2 separate regions of the Homo sapiens genome follow, and region 2 is linked to region 1. Evidence: chromatin loops called from intact Hi-C (ENCODE). Cell type or tissue: heart right ventricle. All regions are shown on one strand. Links, peaks and the distances in the headings refer to the core of each region. The heading gives the core; the rest is flanking DNA.

Region 1 (11,259 bases), core at 1,723-9,722:
ACGCGTATTCTGTTCTCCAACAACTGCTGGCCATCGTCAACCAGATCTATTTCTCACATTGGCTTAGCCTGCCTTTCTCTAACTTTGCTCCTCATCCCTTTCTTCTGACTCCATTTTGTCCCCTGGGTTACAAGCTTGGATCCATCTTCTGATTCAGACTCTAGATCCTCAAGAATCTGCCTCTCCTTGCTAGCACCTGAGAACTGCCTTGACTGAAGTTGGCTGATTGCTTCTTAACTCACCACTCAGCATCATTATACCCAGATTTTACCCAGAAGGATGCATTTCCAGGAAACTCATCCCAGTTTCATACTTGGGACCAGTAGCTCCCTCTTTCCCTGTGATATGTTTACCTTCTCCTCTGTGGGATGCACTCTATGTGTCAACTGCATCAACACTATTATGGTTGCCGATAGTATTAAGCTAATGGCTTTCAAGGACAGAAGTTTGTACTAGTGGTAAAAAAAACAATAATAGTGTAACTAATTCATTGAACACTTTATACACATATTACCTTGTGAGGTAAGTACTATTATCATCTCCATGTTGCAGGTGGGGAAACTGAGGCACAGAAAGACAACTTGTCCAAGGACACAGAGCCCAGAAACATGGAACCAGACTTGGAACCTTCATATAAAGGTGCAGTCACCTTTGCTGGCTTCCTACTGTATGTCAGGCCTTCCTCTTGGTGCTTCATACAAGTGGTGGGAAATTCTTGGGAGATATTTGCCCATATGTTTTCCTTGGTATTTCCCGTGTTTCTCCCCATTAGGCAGCTAGGCCTTCTGTAAAGCTTCAGGGAAGGGAAAACCAGTGAAACAAAGATAACAGAGGAGTCATATTTTTAGCTTTTGAGTCTCAAATGGCAGGTTCTGGTCATAAACTAAAGATTTGGAAGATTAAATGAAAAGCTGGGAAACTTTTTCTCCAGACCAGACAAGACTTTTCAAATTTGAGAAGGAGATCCAGGGAAGCCAAGAAACCTGACGTGATGGTTGAGTTCCCAGGAAGGAGTCCTAGCGTGTAGCACCTGCCTGCAGCCTGGCTAACCGGCAGGGCAATGGTGGAACATCCAGGCAGGGCTGAAGGTGGAAAGCTACATGGATCTGACATCCATGTAGATGTCATGTAGGTTTTGATGAGAGCATCTTGCTTTGACTGAGATTACATCTCCACGATGAAGCCAAATAGGGATTCAAAATAGAAACTAAGTCGAGTTATAAAAATATAAAAAGAAAGTTGCTTTTCTTACACAGCTGAGTTTTGGGGCACATATGTACCCACACATTCATTATCTCTATTCTGCACAATGACCTGTGGAGTTATTTTTTATCATCCCCATATTATAGCATTTGATTACAGAGTGGAAAAATTACTTGCCCAGGGGACACAGCTAATAAGTAGAAGAAAAAGTACATTAGGAGAAAAGTGGAAAATAAACAATGAAGGAAAAAGAAAAATAAAAGAAGTAGTGAGAAATAGGTAGAGATCGCAAGGCATAACCTCCGAGTCACAATTCTCCCGGAAAGAACATTTCTCTTTATTCTCCAAAAAAGTGAACATTTTATCAGGATATACTTACATTTTATTTGGAGGAATAGTCATTTCCTTGATCCCTTTTCCCGAAGATCTAGCTTGGGACCAGACGTTGTGAAAATGTAGCCAGCCTCCACGAAGGAGTTATTTCAACTGTGTCGTCGCTGCAAAAAAATTACATGTGAATCAGAGTTCTATCATGGAAATTATGCTTTGGGACAAATATGTTATGAATGACGGCTCATAAAATCATGCCAGTATGTATGCTATCACCGCATTCAATTATTTTAACCTGCTGTGAACTTGCTTGTGATAAATCATGGGAAAACTAAAGAGAACTATCTTAAGCCACTGCACTGTTTCACTCGCTCAAGTCATTCACGGCTCTAAAAATACAATTTATATCATTGGATTCCTGAAATTCTTTCAGTGCTTACATTCTGATTTAAGTGGCATTAAAGCTAGGGCGATTAAGCTGAGAAGTCCAAGGCTACCGAGCAATGTCCCCCCGGGGTATTAGCTGTCTATCAGATCGAGAACACTGTTTATCAGACTCCCAGGAAGAAAGCAATTAGAACGTGGCCTGTGGGTTGGAAAAAGGCTTGAGATTCTCAGCCTGAAAAAGGAAGGATCTTTCAATAACAGCAAGTGTGACACTTTTGGTGGGACTCATCTAGAGTAGGGTGATCATAAAATTTAATAACCATCTTAGAACATTTTGGGACTTGATGGGGAGACCATTAACATTGACATCAGGAATAAAGTAGGACTGTTTTTTCAAACACACAACACACAGCTGTTTTTTCAAACACAAACAGAGAAGGATTTAATAAGGGACTAATAAGAAAAATGAAGTTGAATCTCCTTCATGTTTAAGGACCACTTCTTAAATCCCTTCTCCATGGACCATCTGGAGAAAAAAGTGGGTTCTTTACCTGCATTTTCTCCACAGTCCTGACATTATTCTTCATATACCTTGGGGAACACAGAGCTGCTGGTACTGCTCATACAAGCTACTGCACGGTATTTGTGCACAAGCAAAAAGCGGACTGGGTTAGGTTTGAATGCGTCGCTTTTATAAACACAGAGTTAGGAGATGTGAGACATGAAGTTATGGAGTTACAGCGTGATTGTGAGAAAACGCCTCCCTGGGAAAGAACCAAGGCACTGTGAATCAAGTATTGTGGACAGTAACTTCTCCAGGCTCAATTTCCTCCACCAGTAAAATTAGGTAGCTAGACTAGACCCGTGATTTCTAATCCAGGCAGCATATTAGGGTCACCTGGAGAATGTACCAATGTCCTCGCCCACTCCAAGAGATTTTATTTAATTAGGCTGGGATGAGGCTCCCCCAGGGACTCTGACGTGCAGCCTGGGCTGAGAACTGCTGGAAGACTGGAATGTTTCTGAGGTCTCTACCGACTTTTATTGGGCAGCCTCTGTGATGGTCTGAGCTTTTGGGAAAATTAAAAAGGAAGGGGCAAGAGTGATCCATTACCATTGGCATTGGCTGGTTACAGTTGGAATTGTTCAGATGCAATGTTTACTAGGATGCTTTGTGGAGTTTTCTACCCTCTGTCTCATGGCTGGGGACAAACCACCAGTAAATTACATTCCCTCCTAGGAATACAGAGAATATGGCCTGGGTATGGAAAGAAGCCTAGTAAGTCTTGAGCAAGTTTCTATGTAGCTGATGTCCTCAACATGATAATGTAATTAAAAATATATAAAGCTCTTCCTGGGGTGCCAGTTTCATGCCCTGCATTGACCAGGGCCAGATTTCAAAGTGGACGTGAGTCTTTCTAGGTCAAACGTTTATTCCACCATTGAGGCACTTCTCACATAATGCTTTGGGATACTGCCTGTGACACAAGTGACTTGGAAAACAATTATGGATGTAAAAAATGTGATGAGAAAACCCTCCTCATCAACCATACTCCAGGGATTTCTGGATTTGATTACCAGCTTTCCAATGCTTGACGATTTGACTGGTATTTAATGCTTTCTCATTTTTCCTGATAGGGACCACTAAGCACGTTATGTTCTTTCTCCCAGTTGGCAACTCAACAAAGGCCAGCCATAAAAATCTCCACTTGTGTAATAAACTGTTGTACGATCTACTGCTTATGAACAAGGTCCCTGACTGAAAATGTGCAACCTTTCTGCACGTTAAACACAAAACAGATGGAGGTTTGAAAATAACTTTCTTCTTCACGGGAGGGAAAAGTTAAAGGAGGGAGAGTAAAACTCATGGTCAGAGGCCTAACTTCCCAAGCCAGGGGCTGAACTCTCCATCCAGGTTGACAGGGACAGCCGCATTCTTTCAAGGATACTGCCTACCGTCAGGGACCTGGGAAGTAGGAGGACGGTTAGGCTTTAGGAAAATGGTGCGTACAATCATGGATAGTGAGGCCGGCTGAGCTGCTACTTACTAGCTGGATAAATGAGCCAAGTCACTAATTTCTTTGAATCTGTTGTTTAAGCCTCATGTGTAAAATGGTGATAACCTAGAGCTCTAGACCCCAAGCACACTGGGGAATGGAGTAGCTGAAAATGTAAATACTCTCCTCGTTACTATTGTTTTCAATTTTCTTTTGTTTATTTGCTGGTTTTACGTGTGTAAAAAAACCAAATTACATATTCCTGGGACAGAAGAAATGGCGAAGCCAATCATTTGTAAACGATGTAGGAATGCATGCAGGTATGCAGAAATTAATATATGTCTATTTATTTGCTTATAGTTTGTCCTGTTTTCACAGAAGGAAATTGAGGTAGTTAACAAGGATACTCATTTATCATGTACTGGTTAATAGTATATAATTTTATTTGTGGAAATGACAGAGTTTGGTCATTAAAGGAAATTGAAACTTCATCTCAGAATAATAAAAGCACTGCCTTCCATTTGTGGGATGCTCCTGAGAGCAGTAAACATGCTCCCCCTATTGTAAAGTATAGATATTAAAGTCTTTATAAAATGTCCTGACATCTACAGGAGGTTTTCTTCAAAAAAGAGAATCATGTGAAGCGCTGAATGAGATATCTTCTTCACTTTTTTTATTTTTATTTTTATTTTTATTTTGAAACAGAGTCTAGCTCTTGTTGCCCAGGCTGGAGTGCAATGGCACAGTCTCGGCTCACTGCAACCTCCACCTCTCGAGTTCAAGTGATTCTCCTGCCTCAGCCTCCTGAGTAGCTGGGATTACAGGCACACGCCACCACGCCCAGCTAATTGGTGTATTTTTAGTAGAGATGGGGTTTCACCATGTTGGCCAGGTTGGTCTTGAACTCCTGAGCTCAGATGATCTGCTTGCCTCGGCCTTCCAAAGTGCTGGGATTACAGGTGTGAGCCCCCGCACCTGGCCTGAATGAGAAATCTTCTAAAGGAGTAAGATGCCACAAGAATGGGGTGGGAAGACTGGACTTTTAACTGGTTTTGTCAGTCAGGATACAGTGAGAGAAAGAGAAACGATATCGGGAATTTCGAACACGCAGGATTTAATACAAGAATGATTCCTCAGGTGTTGGTAGACTGGAAGCACAAAAGGAATACTGAGGAAGTTTGGTTATTCAGTTTCCTTTAATAACCAAACAGTCATTTCCACAAATAAAATTATATGCTATTAAGCAGTATATGATAAATGACTATCCTTATAAACTACCTCAATTTCCTTCTCTGAAAACAGGGCAAACTTTAAGAAAATAAATAGGCATATATTAATTTGTACATACATGCATGCATCCCTACATCATTTATAAATTATTGGCCCTGTCATTTCTTCTGTCCCAGGAATTAGATATGAAATTTGCTACTACCCCTGAGCTGACGCAACAAAAGAAAAAAGATGCAAGTTGTTGAGGCAATGGTGCTCAGATCTCTGAGGAAGGGGCATAGCCACTGCTGATGGCGGCTCTACAGGACATAGAAGGTTCTGGAAGCTCCAGAAAAGCCCAGTTCCAGGCAGCTGCCTCTCTCTGAGCAACACTAAATTCGAAAAGTAGGAGTCCATTCTCTCTCTAGCACCACCTATTGGCAGAACGTAAGAAGTCAGCAGATGAGGGCGTAGGCTGCAGAAGGATGGGTATGGAGCTGAGAGGCAAGAGGGCATGACTGGTGCACGGGGGCGGGTGTTAGCTGGAGACACTCATGGAGTAGGATGGCGGGCAACATCCATGAAAAATAACTGAGACAGATGCAAAAGGAAAATAAGCTCTATGGCCACATTTTCCCAGAAGCGAGAAAGAAGCAAGTGAGAAACCAATTGAATGCTATTGCAAAACGGACCGCACTGATGCCCAAAGAAAGCTCATTCTCCCCTAACAAACTCTTCCACAATTGTTTAGTGAGTGGGAGAAAATTAGCGAAGATAACAGAGCTACTTAAGTGGTAGTGATTCTTTTCCACAATTCACATATTTACCCAATAGTCCCAGGTGTTTTACTCTGCTCTGCGTAGCTGCCAGCCAGAGCACTGCAGCCAGTGACTGGACTTTATTTGCATTTAACACTTTTTTTTTAAACAAAGTCTATTAATTTATTTAATCCTCCTGCAGGGCTACTCATCCATAAAAATATGATGTATTCAAAAATATGTCTACTTCTCTGGTGTGTGCAAAAGGGAAACAAGCCAGATTTAAAAAGCTACATATTGTATTATTTCATTCATATGATGTTCTGGAAAAGGCAAAGCTATAGAATGGAAAATCCTGTATCAGTAATTGTCAAGGAATGGAAAACCCTATATCAGTAATTGTCAGGGCTTGGGGAAGGAGGAGTAGTTGATTACAAAGAGGCTGCAGAAGGGAATTTTTAGGGTGATAGAACCATTATGTGTGGCAAAGTAGGAGAGGATTAATGACTGTGCACTTGTCGAGATCCATAAAACTTTATAGCACAAAATGTGAATTTCAATGTATGCAAAGTAAAAAAATAAATAATAAAGCCACAGGATGTTAGGGGACCCCAGAAAAGAATGTAGAATGTGACAGAAGAATCTAACTGTGTTACAATGTACGACACAACCTCACTGCAGGATATGGGTGAGGGAGGGAAGGATTGAACTAAGTAACTTTGGAAAACAGCATTTTGACTGAAAACTTGAAGGCTAAACACAAAAGCAGCTGTACCTATACAATGTATTCTAGTTGGTAATGTTGTTTCTCCTGGGATTACTGGCTAACAATTCCAGAACTGTGTTCCATGCATAGCAGGTTTGACAAGTAAATAAGTAAATGGATGGTGGAGGACAGTAGCCAGTTTTCTTGCTGTTCAAGAGGAAAGTTATAGAAAAGCAAAGGTAGGAAGCTAGGATGAAACAGTTTGTCCTAGATGAGAGACATCAGCATGAAGTCAGGTTTAGGTTTATATATATGTAATACATACATATAGAACTCCTTATGGTACATGTGTATACTCAGGCAGTTCTTAGGTCTAGAAGCCTAGAAGCAGTAACACCTGTGTAACAATAAGCCTGCCAAGTACCCTGATCTCAGTTACTATTCTCCAATCAAGAAATCAGGGCTCCTTGGGGAAATGGCTGGTTCCAGGACTGGTGCAACAAGCATACAAAAATGAGCCTGGAGTATCCTGTAGGGTGAGAAAGTAAGAAAATGCTCAAAAATCAAACTGATGGGGGGCATGCATGTCAAAGGGACTTACAAGCCAACCTGAAAGAGCTCCCAATGGCTGAAGCTGGAACAAGCTGAGCAACAAAATAAATAATGTAGCATTTTATTATAAAAATAAAAATAAAGACAAGTCTTCCCTTACAGAAGAATAACATATAATTTTTTTTTTTTTTTGTGACAGAGTTTTGCTCTTGTTGCCCAGGCTAGAGTGCAATTGCACAATCTCGGCTCACCGCAACCTCCGCCTCCTGAGTTCAAGCAATTCTCCTGCCTCAGCCTCCTGAGTAGCTGAGATTACAGGCATGTGCCACCACGCCCAGCTAATTTTGTATTTTTAGTAGAGACAGGGTTTCTCCATTTTGGTCAGGCTGGTCTCGAACTCCCGAACTCAGGTGATCCACCCTCCTCAGCCTCCCAAAGTGTTGGGATTACAGGTGTGAGCCACCGCACCTGGCCAACAAATAATTGATGTAAATATTGCTCTCTCCAGGAGGTGACAGGCTTCCAAAGAGTAGCATATGAAGAGGGATGAAGAACGGTAACTCCGCAGTGGAGAGACGCGACAAACGCTGCCTTGGCCAGAGGCTCAATGTTAACGTCATCAGTTGGTAGCATGAACTTTTGATATGATATGATAGGAAAGGCACTTCCTCTCTATGGCAGCCTTCCCCAAAGCCCATAATCCCAGTCTAATGGTGAGAAAATTGAGGAAAATTTTACAACATACCTGACCAGGACTCATCAAAACTGTCAATGTCATTTAAAAAAAAACGGAAAGACTGAGAAATTGTCAGAGACAAGAGGAGAGAGGGGAGACACAATGACAAAATGTCATGTGGTATCCTGGAGCAGAAAAAAGACATTACTGGAAAAAAATAGTGAAATCTGAATAAAGTGTGGAATGTAGTTTTCGGTAATGTACCAGTGTTGCTTTCTTGATTGTTGCAAATATGCCATGATAATGTAGGACATTAGCAATAAGGGAAATTGGATGAGGGGTATGGGAGAACTCTGTATTACCTTTGCGACTTTTCTATAAATCTAAAACTATTCAGAATTTTAAAAATTTACTAAAATACCATTGATATGGTTTGGATATGTATCCTCTCCAAGTCTCATTTTGAAACATAACCCTTTTTTTTTTTTTTGAGACGGAGTCTCACTCTGTTGCCAGGCTGAAGTGCAGTGGTGCGATCTCGGCTCACTGCAAGCCTCTGCCTCCCGAGTTCAAGCAATTCTCCTGCCTCGGCCTCCATTGTAGCTGGGATTACAGGCACACACCACCACGCCCGGCTAATTTCTGTTTTGTTTTCTTTTTGTTTGTTTGTTTTTGGTGTTTTGTTTTGTTTTGTTTTGTTTTTTTGAGATGGAGTCTCCCTCTGTCCCCCAGGCTGGAGTTCAGTGGCATGATCTGGGCTCACTGCAAGCTCCACCTCCCGGGTTCACGCCATTCTCCTGCCTCAGCCTCCCGGGTAGCTGGGACTACAGGTGCCCGCCACCACGCCCGGCTAATTTTTTGTATTTTTAGTAGAGACGGGGTTTCACCGTGTTAGCCAGGATGATCTCGATCTCCTGACCTCGTGATCTGCCCGTCTCGGCTTCCCAAAGTGCCGGGACTACAGGCATGAACCACTGCACCCAGCAGAAATATAACACTTAATGTTGGAGGTGGAGCCTGGTGAGAGGTGTTTGGGTCATGGGGGCGGGCCCCTCACGAATGACTTGGTGCCCTCCCTATGGTAATGAGTGTGCTCTTGCTGTGAGTTCACAAGAGATACGATTGTTTAAAAGTGTGTATCACCCCATCTCTCTTGTTCTCACTCTCCATATGACACACTGGCTCCCCATCACCTTCTGCCATGATTGGAAGCTTCTTGAGGCCTCACCAGGAGCAGATGCTGGCACTAGCTTCCTATACAGCCTGCAGAACCATTAGCCAATGAAACATCTTTTCTTCACAAATTACCCAGCCTCAGGTATTTTTTAATAGCAATGCAAAAATGGCCTAATACAACCAATTACAAAACATCCCCAAATATAAAGTACCTAGAGATAAAATGAACAAAGATATGTTAGATTGCTGTCTAAAAAAACCAAGTTATTGCTGAGACATTACATTTAACCTAAACAACAAAAACAATATGCTGTGTTCATGGATTGCAAACTCAATATTATTAACATAACAATTGCCCCAAACCTAACTGATTGAACCAAGCAGAATTCTTTTTTGTAGAAATCGACAAGACAATTTTGAAATTTATATGGGCATGCCAAAGGGATGCGAAACAACTGTGAAAATAAAACACAGTTGGAGCACCTATTCCACCTAACTTCAAGACTTACTTTTTTTTTTTTTTTTTTTTTTGAGATGGAGTTTTGTTCTTGTTGTCCAGGCTGGAGTGCAGAGACACGATCTCAGCTCACTGCAACCTCTGCCTCCAGGGTTCAAGTGATTCTCCTGCCTCAGCCTCCCGAGTAGCTGGAATTACAGGCACCCACCACCACACCTGGCTAATTTTTTGTATTTTTTAGTAGAGACAGGGTTTCATCATGTTGGCCAGGCTGGTCTCAAACTCCTGACATCAGGTGATCCACCTGCCTCGGCCTTCCAAAGTGCTGGGATTACAGGCATGAGCCACCGCGCCTGGCCAAGACTATTAAGTGACTATAATCAGAACTGTGTTGTATTAACAACAACAAAAATGGACAAGTTATCATTGGAACAGAATACAGAGCCCACAAATAGACCCACTTACATACAGTCAAATGATTTTTGAAAAAATGTAAGAGCAATTCAACGGAAAGGAAAGTCTCTTCAACAAATGATATTGGAACAACTGGATTCTAATATGGTAAAAAGAAGCTCAATCCCTATCTCACAACAAGTCACAAATTAATTTGAGGTAGATCACAGGCTACATGTAAAACCCGGAACTATAAAACTTCTAGAAGAAACCATAAGGCAAAAAAAAATCTTCTCACCTTAGAGATACAAAGATTCCTTAGAGAGGACACAAAAAACATTAACAAAGTGATAGATGGAAGTTCATCAAAGTTTCAAACTTTTACTCATCAAAGAAACCATTAAGAAAATTAACGGGCAAACCACAGACTGGAAGAAAATATTCACAACACATATATCTTGTGAAGGGCCCGTATCCACAATATATAAAAACTTTTATAACTCAATAATAAAAGAAAAATGACCTAATAAAAAAAAGCAAAGATTTGAAGAGATACTGCACAAAAGAAGACAGGAGAATAGACAAAAATACGTAAGAAAGTTTCCATCATCGGCATCAGTGATTTGGGAAATGCATATTAAAACCACAAAAAGGTTTTACCGCACACCATTAGAATGAAAATAATTGGGCTGAGCATGGTTAAAATGAAAATAATAGGGCTGAGCATGGTGGCTCATGCCTGCAATCCCAGCGCTTTTGGAGGCTGAGGTGGGAGGATTGCTTGAGGGCAAGAGTTTGAGACCAGCCTGGGCAATACAGCAAGACCCTGCCTCCACAAAAACCTTTTTTTTTTTGAAGTCAGCCAGGTGTGGTTGTGGCGGTGTGACCTACAGCACTAGCTTTGTGGGAAGATGGTTTGAGCCCAGGAATTCTAGGCTGCAGTGAGATAGAATTGCACTACTGCTCTCCAGCCTGGGTGACAGAGCAAGACCCTGTCACTAAATAAATAAATAAATAAATAAATAATAAAAAGGCAAAAAAAGAAAAAGAAAATGATTGATCACATCAAACCAAATACTGGAAAGGATTCAAAGTAACTGAGACTCTCATACATTACTGGTAGGAAAGTAAAATTGTGCAAACGTTGAAAATTGTTTGGAAGTTTCTTAAAAGCATACCTTTATCCTATGACCTAGAATTCTACTTCTAGGTATTTATCAAAAGCAATGAAAACATGTGTTCCCAAAAAGACTTATACAAGGATATTCATAGCATATTCTTAATAATCCCAAACTGAAATATTCATCAGCATCAACTGAAGAACAGATACATTGTACAATGGAATATTACTCAATTGTAAGAAGGAATAAACTACTGCTTCATATGACAGTTGGGATGAATCTCAAAAACATTAT
Region 2 (11,259 bases), core at 1,010-9,009, 190 kb before region 1:
AAGACCATCCTGGCTAACACAGTGAAACCCCATCTCTATGAAAAACACAAAAAATTAGCCGGGCATGGTGGCGGGAGCCTGTAGTCCCAGATACTCGGGAGGCTGAGGCAGGAGAATCACTTGAACCTGGGAGGCGGAGGTTGCAGTGAGCTGAGATCGCGCCACTGTATTCCAACCTGGGCAACAGAGAGAGACTCTGTCTCAAAAAAGAAAAAAGAAAAAGAAAAAAAATCACCACTAAAGAACTTCTCTGTGTAACCAAAAACCACCTGCACCCCCAAAACTATTGAAATAAAAATAAAAATTAACAAAAAGATATAATGCTGAGAAAACTAAACATTTGCTATAATGATTCTAGCTACCTGCCTACTATGAATGAAACCCCGTGGTTATTTCCATAGGAAGACTGGCTTGAATGATGTAAGTTTTACGTTATGCAAGCTTTTCAGGGCTACTTCCCTTGCATAAAATCCAACTGCTGCATACCTATTTTATGAAACTTGCAAATCCTGCCTTACAATCAGCTGTGTCTACCTCAAAGGTGAGCTTATGAAATCTTTTAAGTGGGGAACGTGCTGGCTGGACTGTGATTCCAAAGAAATGCAAACCCACAGCCTTCTCCGTGGCAGAGGTGACTTCTGCTGTGCTGCAAGGATGGTGACCCATTTCTCATCTCCTGTTTTGTGACCCTCCTAGTGAGCTGAACCTCTGCCTGGGTCCTCCGTGTAACTCTCCTCGTGTTGTCAGACCTAACTCAGAAAGTTCTGCTCCAAGTCGGCTCTGTGAGCCGAGCGCTCAGGCAGGGCTTGGAGGCTGATGTGTCCGTACCTTTACAGCAGCATGCACGGCTATGGGGGTGCTGGGGGGGCCAAGCCCCTGCTTCCCCGCATCTGACTGGTGGCTGGGCTGTGAGGCTGAGTCATTTCTGTCATTTTCTGAGCCAGAAGCAAGATCCTGAAATCCAAATGTTACCGATATTAGGAAGATACAGGAATAAGTTGTGTGACACAGAAATGTTAGAGTCCGTATATATACCTCTGCTGCTTTCATCCTAGCTTCTCACCCAAGTAAATATCAGCCTACTCCCTCAGTGGGAGGAGTCACATACGTATATGTGTGTATATATGTGTGTGTGTATATATATGTACATGTGTATACACATATAAATATGTTTATGTGTATATACATATATACATATATATATATAAACTTATCATCCAGCTGAGAACACTTTTGAGAGAGAAAGGGAATCATTCTAAGTAATGATTCCAAAAGACAGGTATAAAACTGGTCTGTTCTAGGCAAACTGGGACATCTGGTCTCGGTGTGTGGGCGTTCCACCTGTGTGTGACAAGGTCCACCTGTCTTGATAATGCAATTGAAAAAGAGCAGCAGGGAAGAGTGAGTGTAGGAATTTGGGGGGAAAGTAGGACAATGAACAAGGTAGATAAAAAGGATGTTAGCAGAAAAAGGGAAAGTGTGTGTTTGGAAGTGTGTGTGTGTATCTCCAAGTGTGTGTCTGAGTGTTTATATGTGCATGTATGTGTGTACGTGCATGCGTGCTTATGAGCATGTGTGTATATATGTGTGTGTGCATGTTAGGTGTATACGTGTGTGTGTGTGCACATGTGTGCACACAGGCATGTATATGTATATGTGGTTTTGTGTGTATACATATGTGAGTCTGTGTGTGTGTTTGTGTGTGCGTGCGCATGCATGTGTATAAAGTCATAAGAAACCTTTACCAGAGGTAGAGTCTGTAAAGGGAAAAATTATTTTCTCTTTCTCTCCTATATTCCTCTGTTTCAACTCTGACAAAAAGGAGCCAGGGCTGCCCATGATCTCTCCATGGGGGGTGAGGAATGAGCTTTGCAGTTCTTCCCTGAGCCCTGCCTGGCACCTGTCAAAGGCCCAAAGGATTCTTTTCTCTTGGAGCCTCAGTGTCCTCATCTGTCAAACATGATTGCCGGGAGAAATGACAAACAATGATTTTTGCATCTTGCCTGGCATTGTTCGGTGCTTGTTCTCTTCTTCCCCTCTCCTAAGGTGAAGCAGAAAAGAACTTGCCTTTTCCTCAAACCATTCTTAAATCAGAAGCTTAGGAATTTACTGTCAGAATAATGTGTACAAATGATCTGATACACCGTTTGATGTTATCAAAGAAATTTGGCTGCAAAGACCAGCTGTGGCATGCAGGGGAAGGAAAAATGCTTTGATTATACACTCTTGCACAATAAACACACAAGTATTCAGCTCAGCTTTCCATGCCTCCCTTTTTCCTCCCATTTCACTTTTTCTCCTTGGCAGCTTTAGGTTTGCTCTGATGGGGTGAAGATAGGCATGACGGTGATCAGTAACTGGCATGGTTTTGGGAAACGAGGCACTGAATGATAATTATTTTAACTGTCCCTAATATCTGTATGGTACTTTTCAGTGGGAAAAAATAACCCAGCTTTCAAATGTATCTAATTTCAGTTCATTGCACAATTTCTGTGAGGCCAGGAGTGGTAAAGGGAAGGGGCTGAGGGTCTGAAGGGCTCTCTGGATAGAGACAGAGTTGGAAGAGCTCACATCTGGCTTTCACACTTACGCATCTCCTTCCCCTCATATGTGGATGCCCGGGTGCATCTCTCTTAAGGGCTCCATACCTCTGGCTGGATTTCCCCGGCGTGGCTGACACTCTGCCATACTTCTAGAGCCCACCAGTTGCTCGGCCTCACAGAGCTTTAGTTCCTTCTCTGTCAGAATCAACCTCGATGATACCTACTTGGAGGGGTCTCTGATTTCAAATGAGGAAACTTTTGTGATGCACTTGGCACTGCCCCTGGCCCAGAGTGAGCACTTAATATGTAGCAGGAACTGTTGTTCATAATCATCATTATTCTTTTTTTTTCCCCCTTTGAGATGGAGTTTCAATCTTGTTGCCCAGGCTGGAGTGCAGTGGCATGATCTCAGCTCACTGCAACCTCTGCCTTCCGGTTTCAAGTGATTCTCCTGCCTCAGCCTCCCAAGTAGCTGGGATTACAGGCGCGCACCACCATGCCCGGCTAATTTTTGTATTTTTAGTAGAGACGGGGTTTCACCGTGTTGGCCAGGCTGGTCTTGCACTCCTGATCTCAGGTGATCCGCCCGCCTCAGCCTCCCAAAGTGCCGGGATTGCAGGCGTGAGCCACCGTGCCCAGCCCATAATCATCATTATTCTTTATAAATGTGCTTTAAGAGTATTCTCAATACATGTTCCTCATGCTCAAGGGTTTGTAGATTTGTACAGAAAGAGGTGAATGTTATGGTTGGGTTGGGGCTGAATTTTGCTGCAGCTTGCTAGGTAGAAACCTGCTAAAAGCAGAAGCAACGTGGGCCTCCCTGCCTTGGAGAGAGCCAGCGTTTCCTTCTCTCCACTCCCTGGAGCCCCGTAGTGAGTCCTCAGTGCATAGAGAGATGGTGAACTTTGAATCAGTCCTGCTCTGGCACTTTCTAGCTGGGAGATTGTTGGCGAGTCATCCAATCTCACTGAGTCTTAGCTAGTTTGTCCATAAAAATGGAGATAAAAGGTATCTGCTTGGCAGAGCAGATGCTTAATGGATAAGTTAAAGGGTGTAGTTCTGGAGGTTCTCTTTCAGTGTTTTCTGGAGCTTTTGTCACCCCACACAGAGGCCTGCGCTGAATAGAGTGAGAAGAGGCATCAAAATGCTGTGGCAGCCAGGGACATCTCTGCATTCTCTAAGCAAAACCAGCTGTTAACAGTGTTGATGTTAAGACTGAAACGATAATACACTGAGATGCTGTTTTACTTTTTTCGTTTGTTTGTTTTGTTTTTTACCTGGTTTGTCCCCAGAGAACCTGTCGAAGGGGTATCTGAGGCTTTAGCGTCTGGCGGGGATCCCGCTGAGTTTTGGGGGTCTTCACTTCGAGTCTGATCCGGAGAAAGCCCATCGCTGCTGCTGTCCTCTTCAAAGGCAAAAGCATCCGTGGATTTGGAGAAACTCACCTGGTTACCTGAGGGGGTGAAATCCAGGAACTTGGTCAGTGGCTTAGGAGCATCAAAGGGCATTTTTGGAAATGCTTCGATGTGTCATTTCTATTAAAAATACACCTCTCTCTCTCCAGTTTGTTTTAAGTTTAGGTAAGAGTGAAGCTATACTTTAAATTATTTGGTTTATAAAAAGCGGTTTGTTTGGCATGGAGGAAAGAGTGCTCTATCAAAGGTCTATCATCACTTGTTAAACTTTATTTTCACGTTTCTGCATTTCTTCCTGTTTTCTTTGGGAACCCATATGTTTTTGAAACTAAACTGGGGAAGGTAAGGAAAGAACAGGGAATGCTGGGTGCAGAATGAGGCCAGAGGAAAACATGGTGGGAGCATGCGCCCGTGTCCCTCGGGTTTTACGATGAGAGATGGAATCGAGATGACAGCCTGCCATTTGCATCATCTTCAAACATAAAGCAGGGCGCACAGCACGCAATGTTTAGCAAACTTTGTTAATAAGGATAAGCTAGGACAGCTACTAAGTTTAAATTCCTAAATGTCAGAATTAGCTAATGTCACCAGTGCATCCCAAAGAGCCATTCAACGAATGCATGACTGTTTACAAAAGCCATAAATGTGTCTCAGAAACCTCAGCTTGATCCTCATTTTTTATTATTTGGCATTTCTTTGTATTCCTCATATCTTTGTGTCTATTTTGGAATTCCTCAATGGCTCACACAAGCAGAGACTCTTCCTCTGCCGCCTGCATGGTTTTGCTAAGGGAACAGACAAATTGGTGTGGGAGAGGGGTTATCACACCAGATGGGACTAGAATGACATCCTTACATTTTTATTTGCCAAATTTCATCTGGTTTATTATCCAGCTGCACAGTACACAATGTGCTGAAGCCACATAGCTCTCCTGACCCGAGTCCAGGGACTGCTCTGCGCTAAAGGAATTTAGGTATTATCAGGAAGTTTTCCAGTCTGATATTCTGCAATCACACTGACAAGAACTTTTGACTCTTGCCTTGTGCAGATAAGAGAAAGGAGCTCTCACCGCAGGGATTGCAAAGGCAACGAGGAGCTGGAAGTAATGGAACAAATGTGGCTTTGGGCTTGTCATCGCCACCACTGCTGGCATCTGTCACAGGCCCTCTCACAGGCATCCAAGTGTCACATCAGGAAGGAGGCCGTGCAAGGACAGGGCAGGGGGAAACTCCAGTCACAGGCCCATGGGGCGGCCCACTAACTGGGAAGGGTTTGGGGCTGAGCATTTCTGCTCCAAGGTTATTTATAAAAGTCATTATCGCTTTACCATGAATATAAAAGTAATACATGTTCATCATAGAAATTCATACCTTAGAAAAATGCCTAATGTGGCTGGGCACGGTGGCTCATGCCTGTAATCCCAGCACTTTGGGAGGCCGAGGCAGGTGGATCATGAGGTCAGGAATTCGAGACCAGCCTGGCCAACATGGTGAAACCCCGTCTCTACTAAAAATACAAAAATTAGCCAGACATGGTGGCGAGCACCTGTAATCCCAGCTACTCCGGAGGCTGAGGCAGGAGAATTGCTTGAACCCGGGAGGCAGTGGTTGCAGTCAGCAGAGATCACACCACTGAACTCTAGCCCGGGCGACAGAACAAGACTGTGTCTCAAAAAAAAAAAAAAAAAAAAAAAAGGATCATGTGTATTACTGAGGGCCAGGTAGGCATGCAGTAGGTGGGTGGGTGGATGGGGGTTAGGGGGTTAAGTGTTCCCCACTCTAGAAGTCACTGCATTTTCTTGGGATCCACATGGCACGTGCCCCGGGCCAGTGCCATTCACACTCTCAGAGACCCTGCATGTGACTTTGTCAGCCTCTCAGGGCAGCCAGTCTTCTCTGCCCAGCAGGACCCTCAGTCTGAGAGCTTTGTGATGTCACCTCCCCTGCCCACTTCCTTCAGTCTAAATGCATGTGGACCTTCTCTGATCTGATACTTCTCATGACAAAGACTCCTCCTCTCTCCACACAGGGTATCACCTCCCAGATGTGTACAAATTAGAGGAAATTAACCAAATTGCAAAATCTACATATTCTAACATGGGTGGAAATGTTAAGAGAAGGGGAGAGAGGGTGGTTTCTCCTCTTATGACCCCAAAACCCTAATTTCATTGTTTCAAGTAGAGAGAGAGCAAATAATAAAAATAGCAGGTGGCTGAGTAGTTTACCTAGCAGTGGCAGCAATAGCAAAAACAGCTAACTTTGTTAGACTTCATAATAGTTCAGGAAGGGGGCACATTTTCTCATTTCTTTCTTTTTTTCTTTTTTCTTTTTTTTGAGACGGAGTCTTGCTCTGTCACCCAGGCTGGAGTGCAGTGACATGATCTCAACTCACTGAAACTCCCCCTCCGAGGTTTAAGTGATTCTCTGGCCTCAGCCTCCCAAGTAGCTGGGACTACAGGCATGCGCCACCATGCCCAGCTAATTTTTGTATTTTTGTGGAGACAGGGTTTCACCATGTTAGCCAGGCTGGTCTTGAACTCCTGACCTCAGGTGATCCACACACCTCGGCCTCCCAAAGTGCTGGGATTACAGGCGTGAGCCACTGCACCCAGCCTTCTCATTTCTTTTTAATAAATGAACACATTGTAAGGTCAGGTCTACCCAGTTATTTTGAGACTGAACTAGGACCACAGTATCAGCCGTTGGAATCTCAGACTCACCTGGTAGAGGGGGTGGCAGAATTAGTCATCTTTCCTGGAAGTCAGCAGGTGAAGCCATTGTATGGTTTATGGTACATCATCAACCTGCTTGGTTGATTGGGGGATAGGTAGGGCAGGGGTAACACAGAAAATGACCAACATCTCTACTATTTGGTTGTTTTTTTTTTTTTGAGATGGAGTCTTGCTCTGTTGCCCAGGCTGGAGTGCAGTGGCACAATCTCGACTCACTGCAACCTCCACCTCCCGGGTTCAAGTAATTCTCCTGTCTCAACCTCCCAAGTAGCTGGTCCTACAGGCACCTGCCACCACATCTGGCTAATTTTTTGTATTTTTAGTAGAGACAGGGTTTCACTGTGTTAGCCAGGATGGTTTCGATCTCCTGACCTCGTGATCCACCTGCTGTAGCCTCCCAAAGTGCTGGGATTATAGGCGTGAGCCACCGCGCCCAGCCTACTTCGTATACATAGGTCATATGCTAAGGCTGTCTCCAGAATTCCACAAAATAGCTGAATTTTTGAGATCTGAGGGACTGACTGTGACATCTTGCTTTTGAGGAACAAAGAAGGCAGGAGATTCTGGGAAGGGAGAGTCCCGATGAATTTAATTCGGACTTGCCTCAGTAAAGGGGTGGAAAGATTGTTGCAGCCCTGAAGTTACTACCAGTGAATCAGCCCTTTCCACTCTGACACCTGGCATTTGGTGACCCCAGGTCGAAGCACAAGAATGATGTCGAAAAGTCTAGAAGTTGAGTATCTGGAATAAAGGTGTAGGTAATCAATCCCCCTTTCCCCAGGGCTGGACGGAGCATTCCTAAATTGTTGCGTTTAACTCCAGCCTTCCCATTTTAAGAGGAGCAGAGACAAGCTGAGGTGTGATCAGATAAGATATGGCTAAGAGAAGAGACAGAAAACCATGAGAAAGGAGATCCTTGTATCTGGATGGGACACAATCAGAGAATCTGTCACGGGCCAGACTGCCTGGTGAGTGCTGGTGGTGGTTACAGAGAGGAGACAGCGATGCGAAGTTGTCCAAGAAGCCTCCCGGAGGAGGTGGGATTGAATGGAGCCTGAAGTGACTGTCAGCGGTGGACAGGACAGCAGAAAGGGAGAGGGGCGCGTCTGACAATGAAAGGATGGGGCGTGTGGACGAGAAATGATAGAGTGGCCATTAGCATGCTTGGGTTGGGGAGGATGACAAAGAAGTGCTTTCAGCCAGGGGAGAGGGCTATTTTAGGAGCCAACCCCTGGAGAGACATTGCTTGTAGGAGTCTCCCTTGCTTAAGTCAATGAAATGAGGAAACCATGAGTGCATGGAACTACATCCCGCGTACGGGTTTACACCTGCGTAAACAACCAGGATGAGTGCCAAGGCCCCAAATATGACTCCTCTCCGGTATCTAAAAAGCACAATGTGCCAAGTTAGAACATACTGACAGCTGCACTGAGGACCACTGGTCGCTGTCCAGGCCACAAGATCTCACCATGGGGGCCCCTGTCAATCACCACTCTTTCAGGGCTACAAGTGACTGGTTTAGATTTGCCACTGCCAGGGCAGAAGATGAGGGAAAGGGCAGGGAGCCCAGACACAGCTATAGACTTAGCTCGTCGCTGTTGATGGGAAAAACCTTAACAGTGGAGGGGCTCCTGTAAGTACATAGCAGTGGCTTCCTTTTGGCATGAACACCTCCTGTGGTGTTCGGTGTGGCCCACAAGGCCCTGGGTTCTGGAGTCAGACGCATTTGAGTTTGCTTTTTGGTTCTACCAGTTCAGGGATAGCGTGACAGTTGGCAAGTTATTTGACCTCTCTGAGCCTCAGTTTCCCCATCTATAAAATGGGAATCATCATCATAATAGCTAGCTTTCAGGGTTTCGAGGATTAGGTAATAACATATGGAAAGCACTGGGCCCAGTTCCTGACGTGTAAGTGATTAATAATTTCTTGCTGTTATTGTTGCTATTGTTGCTATTGTTTTTGGTAGGAGCATCTGTTTGTCTCAAGTTTAACATCATCAAAAATAAACAGACCACCCGGGAGGCAGTTTATCCTCTGGTCAGCTTTGCAAAGGTCAGCACAACTCCAGAACCAGAAAAACTGGTTGGTCCTGAGAGGTTCCTTCTGGGAAAGCAAAGGCGGCCCTTCCTCAGAGTAGGAGGAGTGTGGGTGGAAAGGCTGGCATGCCACTCCCTCTCCTTCCTGGTTCAAGCCAAGCCCATGCAGAGAGGGACAAAGGTCACCTTATCTGACTGCCTCTGGAATGACCAAGTCTCCTGGCTCCGTGGTGTGACCCTGGGCCTCCGCTCCAATCTTCCCCAGCATGAGGCTGGCTGGGAGCTGATGGAGAGCGGTGTGCTGGCTATTGTCCCTGCAGACGCGTCGGGGCTGTGATGACAAGGACCTGCTTTGGGAAGCCCTGACATCATCCTCTGGCTATGCTCGCAGGACTGGCTCTGGGCACTGGCCCCTTGGGGATCTTGGGCTGGTGACTCGGAGCCTCTCCTCTCCCTCTTGGAAGTGATCAGATGAATGAGTCAGCTGTACTTTCTTTGCATAAACATTTAAAATGCCAAGATTAAAGCAAGATAATTGGAATCCTAGTTACCTTTCTGTGAAGACCCACACCAAGGGCAGGAAACCATGAAGTAGAATATGAAAATGCGCCTCCTTCCTTATCAACCTGTGAGCTGGCCCGGTCCACTGCAATAGAAGCTATTTTAAATCATGGACAGACTACCTCCTGACATCCTGGAAGAGACTGAAGCAAAATTTGTGTCCTAAGGGAGAAAGTCGTACACAGAAAGGTAGCTATAGTTTCAGTGTAGCTGTTGCCTAAAGACATTTGCATAGATTTAGCATGTCATAGTCTACAGACTGATTGGACTATCTAACCAAAGTCAGAACTCACTGCTCTGGAAAGCGATCAGATGCTTTTATTATGGAAATGGCATAATAGGTAGATGTTGGAATGACTAATTTTTTTTACTCAGATCCCTGGCACTTTAGAAATTTGCCTTATGTCTTTTTTTTTTTTTTTTTGAGATGGAGTTTCGCTCATCGCCCAAGCTGGAGTGCAGTGACGCGATCTTGGCTCACTGCAACTTCCACCTCCCAGGTTCAAGCGATTCTCCTGCCTCAGCCTCCCAAGTAGCTGGGATTACAGATGCCTGTCACCATGCCCAGCTAATTTTGTATTTTTAGTAGAGATGGGGTTTCTCCACGTTGGTCAGGTTGGTCTCGAACTTCTGATCCCAGGTGATCCACCACCGCTCAGCCTCCCAAAGTGCTGGGATTGCAGGCATGAGCCACCACGCCTGGCCTTTTTTTTCCTTTTTTTGAGAGATAGGGTCTCACTCTGTCACCCAGGCTGGTGTGCAGTGGTTTGATCATAGCTTACTGCAGCCTCAAACTCCTGGGTTCAAGTGATCCTCCTGCCTCAGCCTCCCGAGTAACTAGGACTACAGGCATGCACCAGTATGCCTGGCTAATTTTAAATTTTTTTGTAAAGATGAGGTGTCACTATGCTGCCCAGGATGATCTTCATGTCTTTTGATACACCTGATCCTAGGGCCACACAAGTCAGGAAAAGCAGTTAACCTGTGTAAATACCTGCCCTGCGTTGCTCTTGAGGTGAATCCTCTAGGGATGAAAAATAACATTAGGCAAGGCGGGCAGATCACGAGGTCAGGAGTTCGAGATCAGCCTTGCCAACATGGTGAAACCCCATCTCTACTAAAAATACAAAAATTAGCCAGGTGTGGTGCCACGCACCTGTAATCCCAGCTACTTGGAAGGCTGAGGCAGGAGAATTGTTTGAACCTGGGAGGTTGCAGTGAGCAGAGATCGCGCCATTGCACTCCAGCCTGGGCGACAAGAGCAAAAACTCCATCTCAAAAAAAAAAAAGTGCTTTATCCTGTCTCCCTTTTCTCTTTGACAGGATGCTCCTCAGCCCCTCCCAGAGCCTCAAGCTGCCCTCAGATTTCTAGAGGCCTCTCTCCAACTTCAGCTCCCACCTGGGCATGCCCTGCCCACCTCTCAATGATGCCTGAGATGGCTTCCACAGAGGCAAAGCCCTTACTTCACAGGGCGGCAGAGGCAGACTCCAGGCACTTCCTTTCTCTCTCAGCGCTCACCCTTTCCTCCCGCCACTCCCACACGCTCCAACACTCCCAGCTCCCTGATTCTCTTGCCCAACTCTTTCCCAGAACCATCCTCAGCAAAGTATTTGTCACGTATGCCTCAGTGTGTTTCTTTACCCCAAGGGTGGTTTACTCTTTGGAAATTATTTCTCATGATGGAATGATAGATTTTGTTCATGAGAAAGTTATGCCAAAGCAAAATGTTCTTTTTTATGCCAAAGCAAACAGCCCTACCATCTCACTCAGGGCCATGGTTATTATCTAGCTGCCTTCAAAATGAACGATCAGAGAGGGTGAAGACTTTTGGTGTCTCTGAAGAATGACTAGATTCTTAGTGAATAGGAGGGTTTTGTTATGAAGTCTAAGCGTGGGGCACATTGGTGAGCAGTGACTAGCACAGGATCTTTTATAAATGTAAATGATAGAAATGGGTGACTTCTGGACCAGC

What was found. A loop is a pair of places that touch in the nucleus more often than their neighbours do. Peaks named below come from ENCODE experiments on the same cell type or tissue, not always from the same donor. Only the 100,000 strongest peaks of a DNase experiment are listed, where the experiment ranks them.
Region 2: a loop joins it to region 1, with 6 times the contacts of the local background. A loop is called at or near these places in 42 of 110 quality-filtered maps.

What each region holds. Positions count from the first base shown.
Region 1 is chr17:12,540,401-12,551,659 of GRCh38, reverse strand. LINC00670 (long intergenic non-protein coding RNA 670) reads right to left here and starts at 1,692. Exons shown (of 4, transcript NR_034145.1): 1 at 1,583-1,692. RefSeq lists a silencer at 5,434-5,728. In heart right ventricle, for the core only: CTCF peaks have their summits at 5,369 and 5,571 (motif pointing left); no DNase peak of the experiment used is centred there; H3K4me3 peaks cover 471 bases; H3K27ac peaks cover 2,150 bases.
Region 2 is chr17:12,728,898-12,740,156 of GRCh38, reverse strand. MYOCD (myocardin) reads right to left here. Exons shown (of 14, transcript NM_001146312.3): 6 at 3,821-3,996; 7 at 829-954. Among named protein-coding and RNA genes, the nearest start is that of MYOCD-AS1, 28 kb to the right of the region's middle. In heart right ventricle, for the core only: no CTCF peak of the experiment used is centred there; DNase peaks (open chromatin) are centred at 5,106 and 8,106; H3K27ac peaks cover 7,219 bases.